2 separate regions of the Homo sapiens genome follow, and region 2 is linked to region 1. The links are chromatin loops, found by intact Hi-C in ENCODE. Cell type or tissue: PC-3. All regions are shown on one strand. Each heading gives the region's core, and the rest is flanking DNA. Links, peaks and the distances in the headings are about the cores only.

Region 1 (8,000 bases), core at 1-8,000:
ATTTATTATATTTCTAAGTTTCACAGGTTTGCATCATAGTCATTAACTATAAACAAGAGTCTATTGAAAAAACTTCCATAAAGTATTAGTACAAGAATAATTTTTCATCATACTATTACCATAAAATTAGTTATATAGTTTCACAGTGATCTTACTGCTTTCTGCACATTTATTTTGCAAAATTATTTGTATAATGTGGCAGACCAGATTAATTGTGAAAGTTGTAGGGATATCTGAAAAACATTTATAGAATAAAAAGCAATGGAAATTACATAAGAATAACATCTAAGTTTCTGACTGAGAAAATGTTTATTTTTACTATAAACTTATTCAACCTTCTAGTTATGTGTAGGAGCATAAAAGATATTTGGGCTTATAAACGTATGTGTTTTAAAAAGTTAAAAAAATTGTTATAGATTACTTCTGCACCTCCAAGCTTCATAAGGAATATGGTCTATTGATGTAATCTTACCTTAAAATCATTCTTGTCAAAAAGTCTTTCAAATAATAATATTAATACTAAATGGTCTTTTAGATAAAAGCAGGTGAATTTACTTAGAAGAATATAAAATTAACAGCTTAAAAAACCCATAAAAGCATAATAATCACAATTCACTTTAGCAGGAATACACTATGGATAATAAATTGTCATAATATAACCAGCAGTGTTCAGAAAGCTTTAGCATAATGATCTGAGCAGAGGCCTTGAAACTGGAACATCCATATTCTCATTTTAACAGATTCCAAGTGTTTTTATGTTATTCACCAAGATGTAAAACCCCTTTGGTCTTCAGTATATATTAATAGATAGAAATGGAGAAGTAGAGGCATTTGTACGTCAATTACTTAAATTTGAACATAATCTTTGCATTAATTTTCAAGTTGTTACAATATCGTTTCCAGTACGGAACATTTCAGTAAGGACATTCAGAATTCACCAATCTGGGTAAATTAATGCTTATGGTGTATGTATGTTATAATGACATCACCCAAGTATGTACAATGATATTGCCACCCCTCCTCCTTGCCCATCTGGATATTAAAATGTAGGATGGCTCAAAAATCCTTCTTATCCTAGACAAATCTCCCTGCGCTCCTGGGTGAGAGTTGTCAGCTCTGGATAGTAGCCAAGACATGACTAGGAGGGAAGCCAGAAGAGAGGAAAGCCAGTGTCCAGGAGTTTTAAGAGTTTGCTGGCAATCTCAAATAGCATTGTATTAAGTTACATAAAGGGCTCTTAAAGTTTTCTGTTGCAACATAATTTAATTAATCATTTAAATTTAAAATATGTCAAATGGTGTTGCAAATAAGCAAAGCAAATCAGATTGTCCAGTCTTCTACCTTTGTATTTCAATTTTAATTTCAAAAAAAAACCTTCAGAGTATTTGTTTTGACTGTTCTCTGTTTGGTTTCATAGAGTGTTTCCTGTTTGCCATTATACAATGGTAATACATTTTTTATTAGGGTAAAACAAATCTGTTAAATGGATTTTAAATTAAGGAAGATTAATTTAATGCTCCCTTTCAGATCAAAGTTCTTAAAGTCAAAACTATGAATTTTGTTAAGAGATAAAAATTTAATCACTGCCATTTAAAGCTCCTACAATTTTCTAATAAAAATGGTTCAGATATCTACTTAGAGTTACCAAGTAACAATCAGAATACCTTAAACCCTCAATATTTCCTTATTTTCCCAAAACTAATTATCTCAACAGTATAAAAGATGCAATTTGTACGAACACAAAATATATTTCCAGAAAAAATTTTAGTAAGAGGATTAAGAAGTAATTAACCAATAACTTAATTATCAAGAAGCTTGAAAGGGGTAAATCAATCAACATAAAGCATTTATGCAACGCCTCAAGTAAGAGCAAGTTCCTGAGTTACTCTATACTATTTAAGAAAGATAGGAAAAATAATATGAAAGGAAGAGCTCTCATTTGAGTATGGCACAAATAACAGATTTGGGGCTATAATAGCCCGAAAGCACTATTAAGTTAATTTTGAAGACTTAGATAAATATTTAAGTTACTTTACGTTTGACCATAATACATGATGTAGTGGTTGTGTGTTGGGAGAGAGCGGGGAGGGGAGTACCCACAAGAAAAGCAAGTATGTCATAATCAACAGTTCAATTTATAACATTTTCTGAAAAATGATATGCAGAGAACATGAATATAGGAGAACTTAAGACCTTTCTTTGTTCTGTAATCCAAAAAATAAGCTTGGATCCAAGGATAAATATGGGGATATTTAATAAGACATTTATTTTTCCATGCTTATTAGGTTTTCCATTCTACAGTAATCAAGACTGTGAAATAATAAAAAGTTATTTATACTACATTTTTAACTTTTTACAAACTTGTCCCACTTCCTCCAGAGTTGTCACTTGCTTCTGTGGATTAGATTTTTATTTTATTAAAAAATATTTGATAGTGGGAAAATAATTCTGTTCATAATCATGAAATTTAGAATATTTGTAATAAACTGATGACGGTATTAGATTAAATCTTTCCAGATTTAACACGGAACTTCAAGTCATGGTTAATTTTAGAATACAGAGGAACTTCTGTAAATTAAAAAAATTCTAAATGTAACATTATCTGCCTAGCATCATATAGTAATATTCACATAGGAAAACTGTAAAACAAACATATTTTGGTTCTTTATCCTAAAGCTCAAAACGTATCCACAAAGGGGCTAATGGCAAATATTCCTAACCTTGATGGTGAAAAAAACTGCTAAGATATCAAATTTTACTAGGAATAGGCAATGGAGCCACAACTTTTTGTGTTTTCTACATGGTCAAATACTCAATATTCTAAATTTTGATATGAAAATATTGGTTCTTTATAATTGAGACTTTTTTTAAGAACACATTGTTTTACTTTCAGAAATATTGTTTATATTATATTTACACTGGCTTCAAATATTCAAATAAACATACTTTGCAGAACATTTATTTATATTAGTTTTGTTTCTTTTTCAGTAAGTTATTCTATAAAACATTACAAAAACTTACATATTCTGAAAAGTCAGAAATGGGATGAACAAAATACTGAAATGAATAGGCTGGACAGAATAATGGTATAATATTCAAAATTAATTGTAGGCATTTTTCTTAACTATACATCTAGTTTCATATTAAGAAATCTACCCACAGAAAAATTTGTCTTTCATGATTAAAAATGTTTTATGGGAAACTTCCTAAATCAGAAATCTTTTTTTAGTACTTTGATACTTGAAACCCTAAAATGCAATTCACAGATGTCCAAAAGCTCACGCCCTGCCTTGAAAAACAATTGCTAATATCCAAATATCAAACAGAGCATCCAGCTGATGTTTGTGATGCAGTAGCAGGTTAAAGATACTAAAGTTTAAAATCAGCTTAGAATAATCCCATATTGAGTATAAAATTATAGCCTGTCATCAGGAGCAGGTTGACAAGAGCCAGGTCCAGATGGGAGACTGGCTGGGAAAAAGGCTGAGGCAGGTGGGAAAATGATGGGAACCTGACGGAAGACAGAACTACTCCCTCTGCTGGCAAGGTCCTCACCTGCTTGAATTTTGAACAAATGACTAGCTTTTCTTTAATTATTTAAGATACTATCAATAAATTATGTAAGGTGCCCCCCTTTCAGTCTGCGCATTTTCAAACTCAGGGTGTCTTATTTTCACCAGATCAATTTGGCAAAAATATAAAGATCCAATGTTTCACCAGGAGGTCAAATTATTTATCTTGTAATTTAAGTGCATCATAAACATAAAATATAGCATTGCTTTTATAATATAAGGCCTTTAAAAATTAAGAATGCCTTTGAATTATGTTTGTTGATATATACACTTTCTTGAAGAAAAAAAATTCTTGGGCTACAGACTTCACAATCTCTTTCTCAGGCTCTGCATAATGCCCCGTAATGAAATAATATAGAAATGAACCATATAAATCAACTATACAGGGAACAAGGAAACAGCATGTCACAGCAAAACAGCATAGATGTACAGCGCCAAACCTATCTGATAATCTAATGATCTGAGTTTACAGATATTATGTACTAATATGTAAGAAATTAAGAACTAATGTTGACACAAAAAGTTTGCTAAATTTTACAGAAAAATTATTCAATATTTGATTTTCAATGTAAGTTAATAGCTGCAGCAAAAACATTTAGTAAAAATCTGTTCTAAGATTTTGGCCTACAACCAGAAGCTCCCAGAACAGGAGGGATCAGCTTTTTCACCCACTGTTCTCATCTGAATCCTGGCTTAAAAGCTATTCCAGCTCCCAGCTTTCCAGAAGGCTCCATCCCAGGAATCCTTGCCTGCCATTTGGTTTGCTGATTTTAATCTCTCAGGACTTTCTTACAGTGGCTCTACTATGCTGAACTGGCACTTGCTTCTAGAAGTGAGTTATTATTAAACCTGTAGGTCAATTGTGGCACTAACAACTCTTTGGAAGCTTTCAGCCACAGTGTACAATTTGCTAGTCTAATTAAATATTAATTCTAAGTGTTACATTTTGTGGCTAAGAGCTTTTATTTTCTATCATCAGCCTGGAAGAAAAAGAGGTTACAAGCCTAATTTAATCTCTCCCCTGTCCTTCCCAACATTAAAGATTAACTACATAGGGTGCGAAAACATTATTAAAGAAGCAAGAACTCTTCATATAGCAATAATAATGTAATTAATAGGAAAGGGATAAAACATAACACTAGGACATAATATCTGACGTGGTACTTAAACAGCTTTAAATTGTAATTGTTTACAAGCATGTTTGGTCTCAACATTAAAAAATAAGTATCATTCACATTTGATGACGGTAATCTTTCTTTAAGGGAAAGTACGTAACCAAGTATATAAATAGGAATAATTCAAAACTCATGTTTTCTCACAGGTATTTTTCAGATATCTTACAATGCCAAAGAAAAAAATTTAGTAATTTTATTTGTAAAATAAATGAAAAATTAAATAAAGTTGTACTTGTTTTCTATACACAAAAAGTGATATAGAAGATAGTTTATGATAAAAATAATGTAAAAGATCATTTCCCCTCTTTTTCTCCTACCATATTCATGTAGCTTGAACACACAGGGCTCCCCACACCCCCTTCTGCTCCCAGAACAGTTGTGTCCATCCTTGGACACTGGGCATTATAAAGATGATGCAGTCCAGCAGCCAAAGATTCCATATGTCCAAACAGATGACTCAATCTCCATACCGTGATGAGACATTTCACTATTTATATCATTGATACATTTGAAAAGTTTGGCCCTAAATAGCCCTTTAGCTAATAACTACTACCATTATAGGAACTACAGAATGAATAACAGTATGAACAAGAACATCACAAAGTTATTTTAGAGAAAGGAAAAATATTTTAAACCAAATTTTTTTTATGGTTTACTGAATATGTTTTGGTTAGATTAAGTGTAATGAAAGGTTTCTGAATCGTACTTCTCTTTTAAAGATGAAAATGACAATTTAAAATATATCCTTACTGACGATTTAAAATATATCCTGTTCTTATTCAATATGCATATTTACACAAAGACAAAGTTATACATATACTACTATGCTTAATATAGACAGAACTTTATAGATAATTTAGAGTTTGTGTAAAAAGTTTCAATCATCCTTGTCCAAAAAAGTAAATTAAATATATACGTATAACGCACACAAGCTATGATGTGACTTTAAAAATTAACCGGGTATCAGCATGTGTAGTCTGAAACAAGAAAAAAAGCTTGAGCTGTAAGAATTATAAGTCCAAAGTCTATGGTAGAAGGACTGAAACACAGACTATTTGTTATTTTAAAGAAAAACAGATTCTGTTTACAACTTACTATACTGACACAAAGTCACTGGAATTTGATAAATATGATGTAAAACTGAAATGGATATAATATAATTTAGTTCATTTTAAAAACTGCTTCTTTTTAAACTCTTAAATACGTAAATTTCTTATAATCAATTTCAGAGTCGTTAAGAAGATCTGAAAACATTAAAGGCAGATTCTCAGTTAAGAATATTCTGATTAAGAAAAGAATTCATAAAAAATGACACTCTGAATATCTGGCTTTATCCTTTAGTAACTGTAGCTATGATCAAGAGATTAATCTGTAATTTTCATCCCTAACTATTCTTCTTAATAAAGTGCATTTAAAAAGATCATTTGAAATAAAGTTAGATGACTGAAGGTGGTGTTATGCTTAGATCAACAATTAGATAAAAAATATTTTCCCAAAATTTATAGCTGTAAACTCACAAAAGTATATTTTTCTTCACCATGCAATTATTCTTAGTTCTTGTTTTAAGAATAAAAGATTTCACACTGAGAGAAATTCACAAGGCCATTGGAGTCCACATTTCATAATCCCATATTAGTGGTTAGTTCTAAAGCGGTCCATTGCTAGACTTAGAGTTTAGCTGCTAAAATACTCAGCATGAACAAAAAAGTTTATGGATGTGAAAAGGTTTGTTCTGAATTTCTCTACATAGAAACATACTGTATCATTCACTTCAGTAGGTTCAAAGCTCTAATACATTAATGTTATAGAAGATTAATTTGAAAACACATCAATTAAAATAACACACTAAATAAAATCTCATTCATTTTTCAAGAGACATATTTTAAAAAGGCCCTTTCTCCCTCCTTTTCGTCAGAAAATGAATTTTCCTTGGTATAAGCTAACATGCTGGTAATAGTTTTCTTCAATGAGATAGCTGGGAAAAAATTCTACAGATCAAATTATTATAAAACAGTGGGTATATGACAAAAATTGAATAAGGCTATTAATTGATCAAGTGTCAATGATGACAAATGAAAATATGCTATAGGCTAGTTTCAAATCTGAAATTTGGTTGAATAAAGGAAAGCTAAATAGTTTACCAACTACTGTTCTCTAGACAAGTACATTAAACTCTGGCAATACTTAAAATTATTATACAATGAAAAAAACATACTGACATATTCTATGATCCAGAATGTCAAAGGAGTTTTCATTCTTGCATTATTGTTGTTTATATTTTAAAATTCCTTAAAAGTGCAGACTATGACAGCTTGAATAAAGATTAGCAATAATAAGTAAATTTTCTTTTTGAAAAAAATGCTGTGAGAATGGTATAAGACAACTTTCTCCATTTCTAATTTTATTAATTAGTTTAAGTGTTTCAATATTTATTTCCTGACAGTTTTAGGTAAAAGTGCCTTAAAAAATACAAATCAAAAACAACTTGCCACAGATTATACTAAAAAATGCATAAACAAGGGGAAATTTATTTTCTTTTCACCTCACTAATAAAATCATCATAAGGCACAAAACTAAGTTTCTATTTCCAAAAAGAATAAGTGTTATTGGTCACCATTTCTTGAAGCACACAACTGTTACTGGGAATTGAAAATAAAATTACCTATTTTCAAAAGCCACAAAATGTTTGCATAATTTGGAGGTGGATGACAAATTTTGCTAGTGGTAAGCCAATTCCCATTTACAGAACAACAAATTATTGTTTCATATCTTGCTAGATATGGAAGTCAAACAGTATCCTATTGTAACTGCTTTAAAGTTACCACTTTGCAAAAGAAAAAGATAACTCATTAAAAAGTTTCAAAGGGTACAAAAACATTTCTGTTTCTAACAGTAAAAGGGGGACAAGCAGCACAATGCTGAGTGTAGCCAAAATATAATAACCTTTAATATGGGTATTTACACCAAAGTTTTTAAAAGTTGCAATAATATTCTTATAATTATAATAATATGTAGGAAGAGTTTAAATATAGTGTTTTAGTTACTTTTCTTAGAAGTAACCTTTTCTTTTTTTCTTCTTTCAATCCACGACAACCTCCTTCATTCAACAACAGAGTTTTGAACAGTTGAGTTGTGAGAATGTGAGCAGCTGCTGTTATTATAACTAAAGGTCTGTCTACTGCTTGAGTCTGAGAGACCACATGTTCGGCTGTCCTCTCATCTTGCCATCCTCACCAATTAACTATTAACATGG
Region 2 (17,768 bases), core at 4,493-12,492, 230 kb before region 1:
TAAATAAAATTTAAAATAATCCAGTGTCTCACTCACACTAGCCATGTTTCAAGTGCCCAGTAGCCAAGTGTAGCTAGTGGTCACCATATTGAACAGCACAGATATAGAGCATATGCATGGAAGCAAGTTCTACTGGACAGCCCTAGTCTGCTCTAGAGTGACTTTGACCTTGAATTGCTTATTAATATGGAGGAAACAAGCATGATTTTTTTTTAAACCAGACAGACCTACAGTCTAATCCTAGCTCCACATCTTAGTAACTGTGTGACTTTGGACAAGTGATTGGACCTCCCTGAGCATCACTTCAAATCCTCCTCCCATTGATGCCACTGGAGAGGCCCCATCCACATGCATTATTTGCACCTCTCATTACACCGCTGGCAACAGGCTGCCTTGGATCTGAGTTACCGATGCATGTTTCTGGCTTTCCCACTAGCCAATGAGCTCCTGGGGACACATTCATCTTGCTACCACAGGGCCGTACTCGTGCCAGGACCTCAATCAGTATTAGATTGAATTAAATCACCTTCTGTGTGATATAGGCCAATTTAAATAGGGTGCAATTCATGGTCTCTCCTGATGGCTCCAAGAAAAAACCAAGACTTGAATAACTAAGAGGTTGGTTGAATAGCTCATTAGTGGGTCAACATAATAACAGCGTAGTAGCAAATGTTTACTGAACATTTACCACGTGTCACTGTGCTAAGTGTTTTACATATATTTAATCTTCACTGAAATAAGATGGATACAAGTATCACACACTAGGTTGCAGATGAAGAAACTGAGACCCAGAGAGACTGGGTAATTTCCCTTAGGGCACACAGCCAGTCAGAAGCAGAGCTGGTGTTAAATCTAGGCTGACTCCAGAGATCACAGGCTGGTCACTCTACTCAGTTGCTTCCTGTGGGACATTAATGATGTCAGTTCTACCTTGAGGTTCAAGAACCCTCACAATGAAGCTGCAAGTGCTGAGTCCTAACCTACCAACAAGATGACCAGAAAGTTCCAAACTTGGTTTTGTACAATCAAACCAGCCTCAAGCATCAGAGAGTAGGAATATTTACATTGGGTAGGAATTGGGTCTGAAGCTGAGATTTAGCTTTCCAAGTCATTTTTTACAAATTATAGTAGACAGTGTCTCTGCCCTCAAAATATGCATGCATATTCACTTCGACTTAGCAATTTCTCTTTCAGTTGTTTATTCTAAGAGAGTAAGTGGGAATGTGCGTGCTCTACCATTTAGCCACAAGGAAAATCATTATAGTAAACTTTGTGGGAGGAAAAAAAATAGAAACAACCCCGGTTTCTATTTTCTTTCTGGTTTGATTGTCCAAATGTCCAATAATTGAAGACTGATTAAATAACCAAACCATGTTTTACCTATAAGTTGCAAAACTTGTCATTAAGAAGACTGTGTTGGAGAGACATATTTAATGCCATGGGAAGACTTTTGGATCACAGTAAATGGTGGGGGAAAGCAGGTTGCAAAACAGTTTGAATCTTATGGCCCAATGTTTGCCAAGTAGTGATAGAGTGAGTTTTCTAGAGGAAAAAAACACCAAGTGTTAACTCTGGGTGGAAGAATTCAGCTGATGTTTGCCCTTCCTTCTTATTTGTATTTTCTAGTTTTTCTATAAGAAACACGATTTCTTGTAGATTTTAACATTGACTATTTTAAAAATCTTCCTAAGGAATCATTTTTGAAACTCCCATGTTTACAAGTGCCTTCACCCCCAGCTCCTGGGCCATCTCCTAGAGGAGAGGCTGCCTCCCTGGAGGAGTGAGGCTCCAGGGCTGATACGCAGTGATGCACACAGCATTTTCCCATTCCTAGGCTAACAATTGGCCTGTGGTTTTTATGTGCAAAGCTATTTATTTTCCAATCAGAGGCATTGAGTCGGGACTTCTGGGGGTAAACTGGTAGCTCTGGACAGCTTTGAAGCATCACAAGTAGGAGGTTTTGTCCCCTGAAGATTTAGGAGAGCAGGCTCTCTTGGATTGTTTTATTGGCTTCTTTTACATATGTATAGCCCTGGAGCGGGGGTGGAGACATTGCTCGTTGGGGATGGACCTCCCCACAGGCAAAAAACCTCAGAAACCAAGGGGAATGTTGGAAATTTCTCAAACATTGGCCCCTTGCCCCCTACACAAACCATAGCCTTAGAGATCTCTTCTGTTCTTCTGTATTTTCTTCTGATGGATGTAGAACTTAGAGGTAAAGAACATTGTCTTTGGAATCAAACAGACATGGCCTGGAACCATAGGCAAGTTCCCAAACTTCTCTGAACTATAGATAAATTCCTCATCTGTAAAATGGGCCAATAATAGTTGCTATGTTATGTTATAAATTGTTGTAAGGAATAAATAAGAGAATTTTCATAAAAGTGTTTAGCACAGTTCCTGGCACATAGTAAGCACTCATTCAATGGTAGCTGTTATTATTCCCCTTCCTATTCCTTCCTTCCTCCTGTCCTTTCTTCTTTCTTTCCTTTCTTTCTTCCTTTTCTCCTTCTTCTCATAGGTTAAGGCTGAACTAACACAATCTTGCAGCTAGAAGTGAGGTCCCAGCACCAATAGACTCCTGTCTCCATTCACTGAATCTCTGCCTCAGAATTTTGCAAACCCCCCAGCTCCATGTGCACGCATGTGTGCACAAATACACACACACATACACACACACACACAGTAGTAGCAGCAGCAGCAGCAGCAGCTCTGAATGTGGTTTTCAGTGTGGCCTTCACATTTCCCGTTGACTCAGGCCCTGGTGCAGGGACAAATTGGAGGAGCAGAGTGTAAATGTTACCTCTTTGGCTCCTCCTCAAGAGGGGCTGAGCACAGATGTTTGCAGGGGCAAGCGCAGCCCCGTAAGAATGGGGGCATTGTGTGCGGGCTCACACAAAGGACCAGTGGCCCCACTAGGCTGCCAGCCTCCCGAGCATCCTCTCTTTACGCATTGATTTATTAGGCCAGGGATGAATGAAAACGTAATTAATATTACTGAAGCATTAGAGTCTATTTAATTTAAATGCCACTGAATATTTCACTTTCAGCTGGGAGTGACAATGTGCTCAGGCCCGGCTGGTGAAAGCCAGGGCCATCTGTTACCCCGGCGAAGGAGAGAGACAGGGGAGGCCGAGAGTGCGAGGCTTTGTGGACATTCCAAAGGTCCACGATCATCATTCAACTCAAGGGCAGCCAAACTGCATTCCTCTGCACAAGCCCCTCAGCCTGGAGGGGGCTTAGAGAATGGGCAGGAGAGAATGCAGAAAATGAAGAGACCTGCCCTGCACCAAGAAAGCCAGGAAGCTGCAGAAGGAGGAGGGGGAGGAAAAGACACACATAAAGGACTGATTAGGAAATTGCAGCATTTGAGGACTAAGGGCTGACCAGCTAGAACTGCACTTTCCGGCAAGGTAACCGCTAGCCATATGCGACTCTTTCAATTAAAATTAAGATAAATTAAAATAAAATGAAATGAAAAATTTAGTCCCTCCATCCCACTTGCCACATTTCACATGTGGTTAGTGGCTGCCTACTGCATTGGGCAGGACAGTGTAACATTTCTATCATTGCAGAAAGTTCTGGACAGCACTGTTCTAGAAGGCGATTGTACCTACATAATTAGAGGGAGAGTGGACCCAGAAATCCACCTGAAGAATCCTAATTGGTTGATTTTTAGGGCTTTCTGAGCATCCAAGAGTCATTTGATGGTCAAGAGCAGGTGCCATGGTGATAGATCATGTCACTCAAATCCCAGCCCTATTGCTTGCCCTCAAACAAGTTATTTAAGATCTGCACAACTCAGTTTCCTCATTTGTAAAATGGAGATAATAATGCGACCTGACTGTACGTTATTGGGGAAAATAATTATCAGGTATTTCCAACAGTGCCTTGCACACAGGAAAAGTCCAACATACATGAGCAATCATTTATGGAAGGGGCTAAAGAGGAAAATGATCTTGAACTAAAGGAAGAATGTTGCCCTGGTGTGTCTGAGCTAGAGGAACATGCAAGTTTTGAATTTGAGAGAATAAATCTCCAGGCAGCCAGCTGGGGGCCCAGATCCTGGTTTCTGGGTTTCTGGGGCTGGAGGAAGGGGTGTAGAGATCCCAGGGCACTTGGTGCAGCTACAGCAGTAGCAGGAGCAGCAGGAGGGGGAAGGTTCCGTCCTTAGTGGGACGATAATTAGCCCGGTGGGTTCTCTCATAATTGGGATCATTTGTTCTCCTGGCTTTTTCTCTGACAACTGATTCCATGCCAGGGGAAAGCTGTGTGACTCACACCTTGCCATGCCAATTAGCTGATAAACATCAAACGTAAACAAAGATGGCCTAATTAAAACTAGTCACTGAACCTCTGTGAGCATCTTGTCAAAATTGCACCAACATTCTGCACCCAGGCTTGCGCTGGGTCTTGGGAGCTAAATGAGGGATTCCATGGAGAATTCACAGATGTCCCCTCAGGAGGGGCCCCTAAGGTGACAGGGGAAGCAGGCAGAAGGCAGAGGAAAGGATTAGCTCAGCCACTTGGATTGGCCCCTCCGGCTGTTCCAGCTGCAAACCTCCACATGCACACAAGGTTCTCATGTGCACATGTGTCATGTCCTCAGCTGCCCCTTTGCACTGAGAAACCATCTCAGGGCTGATCTTCATTTCATGTATAGTTTTTCAGCTGGGTCCTCTTGTTGGTACTTTGGATGTATTTAATTCTGAAATTCTCAAATCACTCAAAATGAACCTCTGTGTGACTCAGTTTTCCTACTGAAAAAAATGGAAATTATGATACTTGACCAATTGCTACTCAATATCATGGTAAGAATCAAATGAGCCTAGGTACATGAAAGCATTTTGCAGAGATAAAAGCGTGATTCCACTTTCAGTTGTTCTGTCTGGCCCAGTACAAAGAGTGCCGCTTTTGGAATCGGATGCACTTCAATCCAAACCTTTTTTCTGCCACTTACTGACTGTGTGAGTAAGTCACTTCACCATTCTGAGCTTCAGTTTCCTCACCTGGAAAATGGGGCTGGTGAATTGTGCCAAAGTAAGGATTAAAGGGCTTGGTATGTATAGGTGCTTAAAGATGTAGTTTCCTATACATGCTACAGGGCTTGGCATGTATAGATGCTTAAAGATGTAGTTTCCTACCCTTTCACTCCTTTCCAAAAGAGTAGGGGGAGGGCTTATTAAACAGAAGAGAAGGAGGAAAAGGAGGAGGCTTCCTTATCCCCTAGGCTCCATCTGCACATATACCCCTTACTCTCTGCTTTGGTTCTCTGTCCTTATAACTTACCTACATTTAAGTCCTAGCTCCTGGGACTTAATTATTGACAGTTCTTCAAATGCACCAGTCAGCCTTATACCACTGTGATTTTTCCTATGCTATTCCCTTTCCCTGGAAGTACCTTCCCCACTGGGTGAAAACTTTCTCTGTTCTTTTTTTTTTTTTTTTTTAGAGAGAGTCTCACTCTGTTGGCTGGAGTGCAGTGGCATGATCTCGGCTTACTGCAAACTCCACCTCCCAGGTTCAAGCGATTCTCCTGCCTCAGCCTCCCGAGTACCTGGGATTACAGGCTCCCACCATCATGTCTGGCTAATTTTTGTATTTTTAGTAGAGATAGGGTTTCACCATGTTGGCCAGGTTGGTCTCGACCTCCTGACCTCAGGTGATCTGCCTGCCTCAGCCTCCCAAAGTGCTGGGATTACAGGCATGAGCCACTGCACCTGGCAAACTTTCTCAGTTCTTAAGCCTCTGCTCAAATCTCTATGGAGATTTTTCCAACCACCCTCTTCTCTCCCTCCTTCAACCTGGAGAAACAATCACGTGGGCTGTTCCTTCACTGTACACCCTATGTATGTTCAATCACCAAGTGGTAATGTAAAAGTGCATGAATACATGCATGGAATGCATCAATGGTTGAAATATGTGGCTATACCAGTATTGTACCAGTCCCTGCCCTCAAGGATTCAAAACCTTGTGGAAGAATCAGACTTGCAAATTACTTTATGTCTTAACAAGTTACTAGGTGCTTAGTTGAAAGTAGCTTCCCCTCACCTCCGCCTCCAGACTATGAACCCCTAGAAGGTAGGGATCTTGTCTTACACATAATTATCCCCAGCACCCACTACAATGCTTAAACAGAGTAGGCTCTCCATGCTTTTTTGAAGCAATGAGTGAATAATTGAATCAATACGTGAATGAGTTAATAAGCAAACCCTTCATTTTGTATCAGTGATTTTGTCTGCCTTCTGTCCACCTGTGTCATAGTGTCTTTCCAAACTGGCTTTCTGTGGACACCCCCAGGAGGGAGCCCAGTACATTGTCCCATGCAACTCACACCCACTAACGACCTGTCCTTTTGTCTAGTGTAAATCTTAACGTTTTGCTCCCCTCAAAACTTGTCAAAAATAAGGGAAGACAAATAAATAGAAAAGAAAAGAAATCACCTGTAGACAGCCAGCATGCAGCCTTTGGTCTATGTCCCTCCAGACCTCTGCCTATGCTATTTATCTGCACACAGAGTAATGATTATATGCCCGGACTCTGGAACCACACTGCCTGGGTTCAACTCCCTCTTCTGCAACTTAAGGGTTGTGTGAACTTAACTGCATCTGCCATTTTCTCAAGTTCCTTCAGCTTGAAACATTCAATATATCAAGGTGCCATATTTGGGGGCAGCAATGTCCTGAAGCCCATCACAAGGTTCTTAAGCTCTCTGTACCTCAGTTTCTTCACCTAAAAAATAGAGATAATAATGACACCTACTTTGCTGTTGTTAAAAGGATCAATTAAGTTCATACACATTAAGTGTTTGGTGGATAGTAATAACTCAACACCTGTTTACTGTTCTTATTTGTCCTCGTTAGTGGAAACTGCCAGTGCCCAGCCAGCGCCCTGAAGCCACTCATGATAACCAAAAAGCATGCGATCTTGTTGGTGACTCTGAGATGAATCACCCCAGGTTGCAGCTCTGAATGTTATGATTATTTCCACCCAAAGCTGGTCTCTGTGTCAGTCCTGAGAGCAGACCTGAAGATGAAATGCAGTTGTAGCTTAAGACAGTACTAGTTTCACTGAACCATCTCAATGTAAACAAAAGGATTAAAGCTGTTCCATGGCCCAGTTAACACCTCAGCTAGGCCAAGTTTGCCTGGATAAATAGAGATGCAGTTCATTATCAGCCTTCTTTAAGCTGTGTCACCTGAATCAGGAAATACCCCATCCCTGACAGGATGTGGGCCCTTACCATGGCACACCTGCCTGCTCAGCAAAAAGCCCCCTTTGGGTGCCTTAGAAAGGGGCTTTATCACCAGCCTGGTCTTCCGGAGGCGGGACCCACACACTGCCTAGCCCAGAAAGGTGTGGGGCCCTCCTGGCACCAGGAACTTGAGGCTGGTTTTGGCAAGGGCCCTGTTTCCAAAACAATCATGACGGTATTTGGTATACTGGAAGGACTGGGGACTTTGGAGCCTGCCAGGCCAAAGTTTGAGGCCATGCTCTGCCGTTTACCAGCTAAGTAGCTCAGAGCCCCCATTTCCTTATCACATAAAGTGATCCATGTACCTATAGCTGCCAGGCACACAGAAGGTGTTCCTATGTGAAAGCTGTCATTAGAAGCCACCTAGGAGATAGCGGTGGTGATGGCACAGGGATCACAGGGAGCAAGCTTTAGTTCTGGCTGCCTTCTTCCCACTTGGCAGTGGACAGCGCTCCTGGATGAAGAAGCCAGAAGACCCCAGGCTGTGCAGATGGGGCCCTGGCTGAAACGCAATCCCCTTCCTGTCCCCAGGAGCAGGGGTAGCCCCAGCAAGTGGAGAAATAAGACTTCTGAGAAAGTGGAGAAGAGAACTGCCTTCACGGAGGCGCAGAAGGGGCTGCAAGAATGCGCTCTACCCCAAATCTCTCCCACTCCCACCACGAGCCTCATTGTTTGACTTCGGGCTTGGGTCTCTATTCAAATGCAAACACCAGGAGGCGCCTTTGCATTGTGGCCAAACGCACAGGGATAGGATTGACAGCAGCAGCTTCCTTGAGACCGAGAGTTGACAGGGAAGGGAGTGGGAGAAAGGGGCGTGGCGGGCCCTTGCCCAGGCAGCGAGGAGGTAATTCAGAGCCCGGCCCGGTGGGCAGAAAGTGCTCAGTTTTAGCCAGAGTTAGCTCTGCCCACAGGCAAGGCTGTCCCTGCTGCAGGACCTCCTCTCTCCTCCTGGCCACACAGGGAGGACAGGCTCTGGGGAGAGGGCCAGGGGGGATCCTCCTCTGGGAAAGGCAACTAAGCAGGAACCAGGCTGCCTCATCGGTGTCTGCTCTGCCTCTGAGTGACCTTGATCAAGCCTCCTACTTCTCTGAGTCTCTGTTTCCCCATCTGTAAAATGAGGGCAGGAATGGAATACATAGGGTTATGAGAAGGGCTAATCATTAAGCACCCAATCAATGTTAGCTCTGGCTAATTTTCCAGCAGAAGTGTGCAACTCAGCCCTCCAAGGAAAGGGCTGTAAGTCCGTTAAAAACCAGCTGGCCCGAAGGCGACATGGTATCCTGGATTGTGTCCTAGGATAGAAAAGGGACATTAGTGTAAAAGCTGGTTAAATGCAAATAAAGTTTGTAGTTTAGTTAATAATATTACCAATGTTAACGTGTTAGTTTTGATAAATGTACCAAAGATGATGTCAACATTAGGGAAAGCTGAGTAAAAGTTATATAGGAACTTTTTTTTTTTTTTTTTTTTTTGAAACAGGATCTCACTCTGTCACCCAGGCTAGAGTGCAGTGGTGAAATCTTGGCTCACTGCAACCTCTACCTCCTGGGTTCATGTGATCCTCCCACCTCAGCCTCCCCAGTAGCTGGGACTACAGGCACGCGCCACCACATCCAGCTGATTTTGTGTTTTAGTAGAGACAGGGGTCTCACCATGTTGGTCATGCTGGTCTCTAACTCCTGACCTCAAGTGATCCGCCTGCCTTGGCCTCCCAAAGTGCTGGGATTACAAGTGTGAGTCACCTCGCCCAGCCTCTCTGTGCTATCTTTACATCTCTTCTATAAATCTAAAGTAATTTCAAAATAAAAAGTTAAAAAAATAGCAAGAAGTCTTGCCACTCTGGAAAGAAAGCAAACAGCATTCCACAGACACTTCTTAAGGGTAATAGCTCCTATTCGTGTTATTCCACACACATATTCTTCCAAATGATAAATAATAAAATATAAAATAATGACCATTTCAGCACTTACTGTGTATCAGGCATCAGACTGGATGCTTATTATACATCATCTCATTTAGTCCTGACAACAAAGGTAGGTATTTCTGTTCTCATTTTATAGAGCAGGGAAATGGAAACTGATGACACTGTGCAGCTAGGAAGTGACAGAGGATTTCTAACCATTTCTGTCTGCTTCTAAAGCCCATGCTCTTTATACTGGAGGAAGGGGGAAAAATGGAGATAATTGGAGGCTGCAAGCTTTCATCTCAGACCCAACAGTCAGATTTAAGAAGCTGTGCCTCAGTGGGACCAATCTTATGGCTTAGAAACTAATTATTGTCAGAGGGTGGAGGTTATATAGACACACCAAGTACTGCCTGAAAATTGAATTAGTCAAAGTACATCACTGTTGTTTATTATAGCAAAAAATAAAAAGAAAGAAATAGCCTAAATGTCAAGCAACTGGGAATTTTACAGAGTTAGTGATGGCATATCCATACAATAAAATAGGGAACTGTTCAAAGTAATTTTGTATAATTTTATGTGTGACATTCATCAGTTAGAATACTTTGGGCTATAAGCAACAGAAAAATGCAGCTCAATCAATTCAAATTAAACAATAAGTCATTTCTTATCTTTAAAAAAAAAACAACAATATCTGAAACTGCTGTAGTTCCAACCATTATGTGCAGGAATGACAATATGTGGTATTTGATAGGTGCAAAAGTAATTGTGGTTTTTAATGGCAAAACTGCAATTACTTCTGCACCAACCGAATAGAAGTGAGGCTGTTCCTAATTATTCCTTTGTATCACCAAGGATCCCATTTTCCCAAACCTGCCATCAGTCTTGCCATCGCTTTAGCCAGAATTATGTCACATTCTGTCATTACCTCAGTCACTGGCCAGGGGAACGGACTGCTATTTTAGCTAAGCCCAATTGTCTTTTACACTAGAAATTAGAAATAGTGTCTGCTTTCCTGGAAACATGTTGCCTCTCAAAGGAGAATGGATGCCTGAATTAAAACAGGGTTTTTGTTAGGAAGGTAGAAAGGGACAGGCTGGTGCAGTGGCTCACTCCTGTAATCCCAGCATGTACGGAGGCCAAGACAGAAGGATCGCTTGAGCCAAGGAATTTGAGACCAGCCTGGGCAGCACAATCAAACCCCGTCTCTACAAAAAAAAAAAAAAAGTAAAAATTAGCTGGGCATGGTGGAACAGGCTTGTGGTCCCAGATATTTGGGAGGCTGAAGTGGGAGGATATTTGGCCTGGGCAATAGAACAAGACCCTGCCTCAAAAAAAAAGAAAGAAAGAAAGAAAGAAAAAGAAAAAGAAGGGACAATATCTGCTGTGTGAGAAACCAATAGTCTTCTGCTGTGACTATTGAAATGAAAAAATGGGCTAGGTGTGGTGGATCATGCCTGTAATCTCAGCACTTTGGGAGGCTGAGGCCGGTGAATCATGAGGTCAGGAATTTGAGACCAGCCTGGACAACATCGTGAAACCCCATCTCTACTAAAAATACAAAAATTAGCTGGGCGCAGTGGCGGGTGCATGTAAATCCCAGCTGCTCGGGAGGCTGAGGCAGGTGAATCACTTGAGGAGGCAGAGTTCGCAGTGAGCCGAAATTGCGCCACTACACTCTAGCCTGGGTGACAGGGTGAGACTCCGTCTCAAAAAAAAAAAAAAAAAAAAAGAGAAAGAAAAAGAAAAGAAAAAAAAGAAATGGAAAAATGGCTGTAGCGTGTTATTGAGTGTAAAAAGGAGAACGTATTTCAGAAAAACTCAATATGATGATCCTATTTATGTAAAACGATTCATACATTTATGTGTGTAAATGCATACAGAAATATCTTAAAGGATATTCTTCAAAAATTAACAATCAGTTATCTCTAGACTATGAGGTTTTAGGAATATTTTACATTATTTGGACTAGGCTTAATTCTTTGTGTTTAGCTGTATTGAATTATTTGTCATGAGTGTGTGTTTTTCTAAAAAAAAACAATAACTATTTCTTTGGGAGATTTTTGTTGTGTTTTAAATTGGAAAGAACTTTGTGTGGAAAAGGTTAGGAACTGCTGTTTTAGACTTTGGAGACTTTTCTGATGAGTTAAAAATTATAACAGGGGGCTTGTTCGGTTTTGCCTTACAAAATGTTTATTTATTTGCATGCCAGTTTCAAAACAGCCACAAATTCTTTGACATTCCTTCTATTGAAATGTGGAGTCTATGTCACTTCTACCTAAACCTGAATGACTGTCTTGAACAATAGAGTATGTCAGAAATGACAGTGTGTCTAAGTCACAAAAGATCATGCAGTTCCCATCTTGCTCTCTGGAACATGGACACATGGACTTTTTTTTTAGTCGGAATCTTGCTCTGCCACCCGGGGCTGAACTGCAGTGGTGTGATCTTGGCTTACTGCAGCCTCCGCCTACGTGGTTCAAGTGATTCTCCTGCCCCAGCCTCCTGAGTAGCTGGGACTACAGGCACGCACCCCCATACCTGGCTAATTTTTGTATTTTTAGTAGAGATGGGGTTTCACCATGTTGGCCAGGCGGTCTCTAACTCCTGACCTAAGGTGATCTGCCCACTTCGGCCTCCCAAAGTACTGGGATTACAGGTGTGAGTCACTGCGCCTGGCTGAACATGGACTTTTGAAACCTCAAGTCTGCAGTAAGAAGTCTGACTAGCTGCGACCATGTTGTGAGGAAGCCCAAGCCACGTGGAGTGGCCACACGTAAGCCACTCTGGTCAACAGTCCCAGCTAGGCCCAGTCAGGTGCCAGACATGTGAATGAAGAATGATTTTAGTCCCCAACCACTTGAGTTACCTGCAGCCATTCAAGTCTTCCCTGCTGAGGCCCCAGATAATCATGAAGCAGAGGTGAGTCCTCCTCACTGTACTCTGTCCAGACTCTTGCCCCAGAGAAACTATGAGCCTAAAAACATGGCTATTATTTCACACAACTCAGGGGCCATTTGTAACACAGCAGCATACAATGGAACAGTTTGTTTGTCCACGTGTTTATTTTTAATGCTATAGATCTGTTCTCCAAGGCACAGGTATGGAGGCCAAAGGTTTGTTCTTGAACATGTCAGAGAAGCTGAGGGCAAGAAGATGCAGGGGGTAGAAAGGCATTGGGAGTCACAAAAATTTTCCACACTCAGGCTGGAGGGACAGGAAGGATAGAGGCACACATCACTGAGACACTACTCAGATGGGAGTAAGGCAAGAAGGGTGAGGTTTATGTCACCAGTGTTACAGGCAACACGAGGGAAAAGGAGACATCTTGAGAAATGGCTCAGAGCAGCATGGGCTGCTGGGAAAATCCAAAAAGCACAAGAGTTGTCGAGACTGAGAATAATTTCCACCCATCAGCTGGGTGACTTTGGGCAAATTCCTCAACCTCCTTCCAAAATAGAGAGCCCTGACAGTCTAGGGAACGTTCATGAGCTCAGCTCACGTGTGTGAAGTCCAGTGGATGTGTGCACAAGGCCTCTCCCCTGCCAGGGGGAGAGATGTACTCCAAGGACAAACACCTCCTTTTTTGTTTTTGTGGTTGGATTTAAGATTGAAGATCCCAGTCACTTTAAACTGTATATATATAGTGTATATATATATACACTTTAAACTATATATATAGTATATATATATAGTAGTAGTCATTGGCTAGGTAGGAACACGGTGAAGAGGAAAGAGAAGAGAGTGTTGGAAAGGGAAGAAAGTGTCAGGAAAATAGCAGCAGGCAGGAAAACAGTCTGGTCAGCATGGAGACTGTGGTGCCCTGGTTAGGAAGCCCGACCGACCTGGAGTCAGAAAGACCTCGGTTTCACCCTGGCATGGCTTCTTCCTGGCTGGGCTGCTTTTGAAAACCTCCCCGGACTTGGGTGTGCTCCTCTGTGAAAGGAAGAGGCTGATGAGCCAGACCCGGGAGGGCTGTGACCACATTAGTGTGCTCTGAATTCCAGCACCTGTCACGCAGAGGGGCTGATGGCATGTCAGCGCCTGCTTCCTGTGCACACCTCCCTCATTCTACAGGCCAGCTGGACTTTTTTTCTCAGCAAGAAAGACCCTCTGTGAAGGCCTGACCACTTTCCTATGGAGATCTCTGGGCATCAGCCACTCACGTTAAATTCCCACGTGAGCTCCTTCCCCAAACAACAAGAGGGCACTGCCCATCTTCGCCTGTTGCCTTCTCTTCTCGCCCCCTGCCACCCCTATCTGACTGGTGGCCTCAGTTTCCCCACACACCCTGCTGGCTCCTGTCCTCAATGCTCATGCTCTGGGTCCCCACCCTGTGGCGTGCTCCCCTTAGCCTCACCTAGTTACATCCACCTAGTTACATCCTTCCAGGCCCACCCTGAGCCACCAAAACAGCCCCTTGCTGATCTTCCAGCTCCATGCCTGAGCCCCAGGGCTTACTGCCTCACAGCTGCCAGAATGGTTTCTTTTTAAACACACAAATTATATCATGTCACTCCTGCCCCAAGACCCTCCACAATAGCCTGCATCCTTAGAATAAACCCTGAAATTCCTTCCCCAGCCTCCAGGCCCTAGCTATTCTCCAGTCCCTTCTCCACCACTGTCCCCTCCCTCACCACTCTGCAGCCATGCTGGCCTCCTCACTATCTAGAGGGCACACTGAGCCTGCAAATGCTTTCCCTAGCTACCCAACACCTGCCATTTTCTCCTGGTTAGGGTCAAGCCTCAGACTCCCTCATCTCTTCAGAGAGGCCTTTTGGGACCACCATCTGACCCCACTCAGCTCCACTCACTTCCACCATTTTATCTTATCAAAGCTTTTTTGTAGCTCTTATCCATATCAGAAAATATCTGATATATGGATTGATTATCTGTGATTAACTATACACACACGCACACATATGCATGAGACAGGGTCTCCCTCTGTTGCCCAGGCTAGAGTTTAGTGGCACCATCACAGCTCACTGCAGCCTGGAACTCCTATCCTGAGCTCAAGTGATCCTCCCTCTTCAGCTTCCCAAGTAGTAGGACTACAGACACACACCACCATGCCCAGCTAATTTTTAAATTTTTTGTAGGGACAGGGTCTTGCTATGGTGCCCAGGCTGGTCTCCAACTCTTGGCCTCAAGCAATCCTCCCACCTCCCAAAAGTGCTGGGATTACAGATGTGAGCCACCCCAACTGGCCAACAATATACAATAACAGCAATCAATTATTACTATTATTGATTAACAAATTCAATATTTCTATCCAGTAATAGTATTCTGAGATCGGTCTCCCTCCACCAGAATGGAAGCCCCTTGAGGAGAGGGACTCCTTCCTGGCCATCTTTGCATCCCCAACACCAACAACGGCTCATAAGTGTTGATTGACTTCCTACTTGAAGAAGCTCCTCCTGACTGTCTGCACCCTCTCCAGCGTCTCCATCTTTGGAGTCCCTGAAGTGCTGATTTGGCACTACTCCCACATCGCTTACAGTGGAACTTTGCGTTCAGATGCGTCCTGGCTCCCAGGTACATTTTAAGTTTCTCCATCTTCAGTGTCTCTCTGACCCTGCCCCACCCCCACATAGTTCCTAGCACAGGGCCCTTGCACAATGTAGATACTCAAAAAAAATGTTATTATTTATCTGGTTGGCTGGTTGGCACTTTTATCCTCTCTTCAGTCCCCATCTCACTCCTTTGGGCTGAAAGTTTATCCCTGATTGTTTTCCTCCTGTGGTTAGTGTCACAATTACTCCCTCTTATTGCTTTGATTGTGATATGAACTTCACTCTCTGTGAAAGGATGCTCACAAGGGTTCACTTAGGAAGTGAGTTTCCTAATTTCATGTCCAATGTAAACAGAGGCAAATATGTAATTATCAAGCATTATTACCACTTGTAATTACCCCGACTTCTCAGTCAACATTGTGAACTAAAGAAATGAGCGTGAAGAATGGAGTGTTTAAAATTTGCCCTCTTGTCCCTTAAAATATTTACTTTTCAATCATGTCTCCAAATAGTTTAATTATGTCTGGTTATCTAATTAGTGCATGTGTGTGGTATTTACAGGCCATCCAGAGTAAAGCTTTGTAACTTTCCAAATGTCTGCATTTCACTGAGTGTCCCATCAAATATTTCCAAGTATTCATTTCCAAGGCGCTGTTCCTAGACTGCTAAACACCACCATCAACAGCATCTCTGTAGCAGTTAAGAATCTTCCTGAGTTAATTCACTGAAGTATTTCCCAGGAGTCCCGCATATTGAAGGGCTCCACTTATAGACCAGAGTTTTTTTTTCAGTGTGGCCCAAGGGCTGCCATCAGAATGACGTGGAATACTTTTCAAATGCTGATTCTCTGGGTCAGGCCAGAATTGTCAAATTCACATCCCAAAGGAGAGAGCTAAGTAATCTGCATTTTAACAAACTCCCTGGGTCAGTCTCATTCACACTGAAATGTCACTGAGAAAGCCACTTTCCCGCCCTATCCTGGACCTGTGTCTTGCTTCCATGTCTGCTGTGGAATAAGCAAAAGGAATGTCAATGCAAACAAAAGCACAGCTTCCTGTAGAACACTACAAATCTGGTCTCTTGGAATTCTGAAATATGTCTGCCAGAGAATCAACAATGATACCTGTGCTAGTTAGAATACCAGTTAGTTGGCTCCTACAAAAGCCAAAGTAACAGTGGCAGGCTGGGCTCAGTGACTCACACCATTAATCCCAGCACTTTGGGAGGCTGAGGCGGGTGGATCGCTTGAGTCCAGGAGTTTGAGACCAGCCTGGGAAACATGCCGAAACTTCATCTCTACAAAAAAATACAAAAATTAGCCGGGCTTGGTGGTGCACACCTGTAGTCCAGCTACTCATGAGGCTGAGGTGGTAGGATTGCTTGATCCTGGGAGATTGAGGCTGTAGTGAGCCATGATTGCACCACTGCACTCCAGCCTGGATGAAAGAAGACCCTGTCTCAAAAAACAAAAAAAAATCACCAACAACAATAAAGTAACAATGGCTTAAAAAGACAGATTATTTCTCTCTCCAGTAACAGTTTATGTGCATGTATTAGTCCATTTTCACACTGCTATAAAGAACTACTTGTGACTGGGTAATTTATGAAGGAAAGAGGTTTAATTGACTCACAGTTCTGCATGGCTGGGGAGGCCTCAGGAAACTTACAATCATAGTGGAAGGAGAAGGGGAAGCAAGGCATGTTCTACATGGCGGCAGGAGATAAAGAGCACACAGCAGAAACTGCTGCTTATAAACAATCAGATCTCATGAGAACTCTCTCACTAGCATGAGAACAGCATGGGGGAACCGATGTTGTTCATGACCCTATCACCTCCCACCAATTTCCTCCCTGTACGTATGGGGATTACAATTTGAGATGAGATTTGGGTGGGGACACCAAGCCAAACCATCAGTGCAAGCAGGCAGGGCTGATGTGATGTTGAAGACTCTTCTATCTTGTTGAGCTCCTATACTCAACACACAACCTCTGTCTCTTATCCTAAGATACCTGTCCCAGATCCAACCACCCTGTCTATATTCCAATCAGTGAGAAAGGGGAGTGGAGAGTATGGCCCTTCCCTCTAAGGGCATAATCCTGAAGTTGTACACATCACTTCTTCTCATACTCTTCTGGCAACTTCTAGCTGCAAGAGATATTGAGCAATATACACCCTTCTCTTTTCCTGTGCTCAGAATAAGTTTGGAAGTTCTACTAAAAGAAGAAAATACATGTTGGATAACAACTAGCAGTCATTTGCCCAAGTACCTTCCATAAAGTAATCTGACTCATCAGGGATGTTTGTGTGTGTGTCTGTAACTCAGTATTCCAGTACCCTTCTGACTACTTTCAAATTCAGCTACTTTCTTTCAGTCATAGGGTTGCCAGATAAAATAGAAGACACACGGTTACATTTTAATTTTAGGTAAACCACAAATAACTTTTAATGTAACAGTGTCTCGAATGTTCAGATTTAACTGATTATTCTGTATTTTTATTAGCTAAATCTGACAACTTTATGTAATCAGGGACCAGAAATTGAGATACCAGGAAATAAACATGTGTTTTTCATCTCAAAGAGCGGGAAGTGGGTCTTTTTAGCAGTTCTATGCCAAGAAGCCTGTTCATTCCCTCCTAAATAATTGGGTTTCTGCAGTGAAATAGTCCCTCCCATGGAGAACAGAGTCAAGAGTTGGGAATGAACCATGAGGCAGCGGAAGTGTAGACAGTGTGCAAACAGGTGGAAGCTGTCAATGAGAGCCAGGATGGGCACAGGGCAAATCAGCAGTAGTAGACAATGAGAGCACCTGTGACCTAGAGAAGATGACCCAAATCAGAGAAATCAGCACATTTTGTAGAGCAGGCATAATTTCCAGGGAAAACAGACCGATTCCGGAAATGCATGAGCACAGGCAAAAGACAGAGCAAGCCATAAGATTTTGCAGCAGAGGCAACAGAGACCTCAAAACAGAATAACCAGACTGCAGCTTTCTAGGGAAGAACCCCTGGTGAACAAAATTTTGTCACAATTTAAGTAGTTTACAAACCCCAAAAAACACACTGAGCTTAAACGAACCATCTAGATCAAACCCCCAAG

The links. Hi-C counts contacts between places; a loop is a spot of excess contacts. Peaks named below come from ENCODE experiments on the same cell type or tissue, not always from the same donor. Only the 100,000 strongest peaks of a DNase experiment are listed, where the experiment ranks them.
Region 2: it touches region 1 in a loop (21-fold over the local background); 20 of 110 quality-filtered maps call a loop at or near these places.

What each region holds. Positions count from the first base shown.
Region 1 is chr11:31,637,203-31,645,202 of GRCh38, reverse strand. All of the region lies in intron 7 of ELP4 (elongator acetyltransferase complex subunit 4), which reads right to left. Among named protein-coding and RNA genes, the nearest start is that of ELP4-AS1, 130 kb to the left of the region's middle. RefSeq lists a silencer at 1,048-1,342. In PC-3, for the core only: a CTCF peak has its summit at 3,538 (motif pointing left); a DNase peak (open chromatin) is centred at 1,132.
Region 2 is chr11:31,861,457-31,879,224 of GRCh38, reverse strand. All of the region lies in intron 1 of PAX6-AS1 (PAX6 antisense RNA 1), which reads right to left. Among named protein-coding and RNA genes, the nearest start is that of PAUPAR, 44 kb to the right of the region's middle. RefSeq lists enhancers at 2,426-2,926, 1,709-5,177 and a silencer at 8,113-8,242. In PC-3, for the core only: CTCF peaks have their summits at 7,759 and 7,959 (motif pointing right); DNase peaks (open chromatin) are centred at 6,964 and 7,984; H3K27ac peaks cover 539 bases.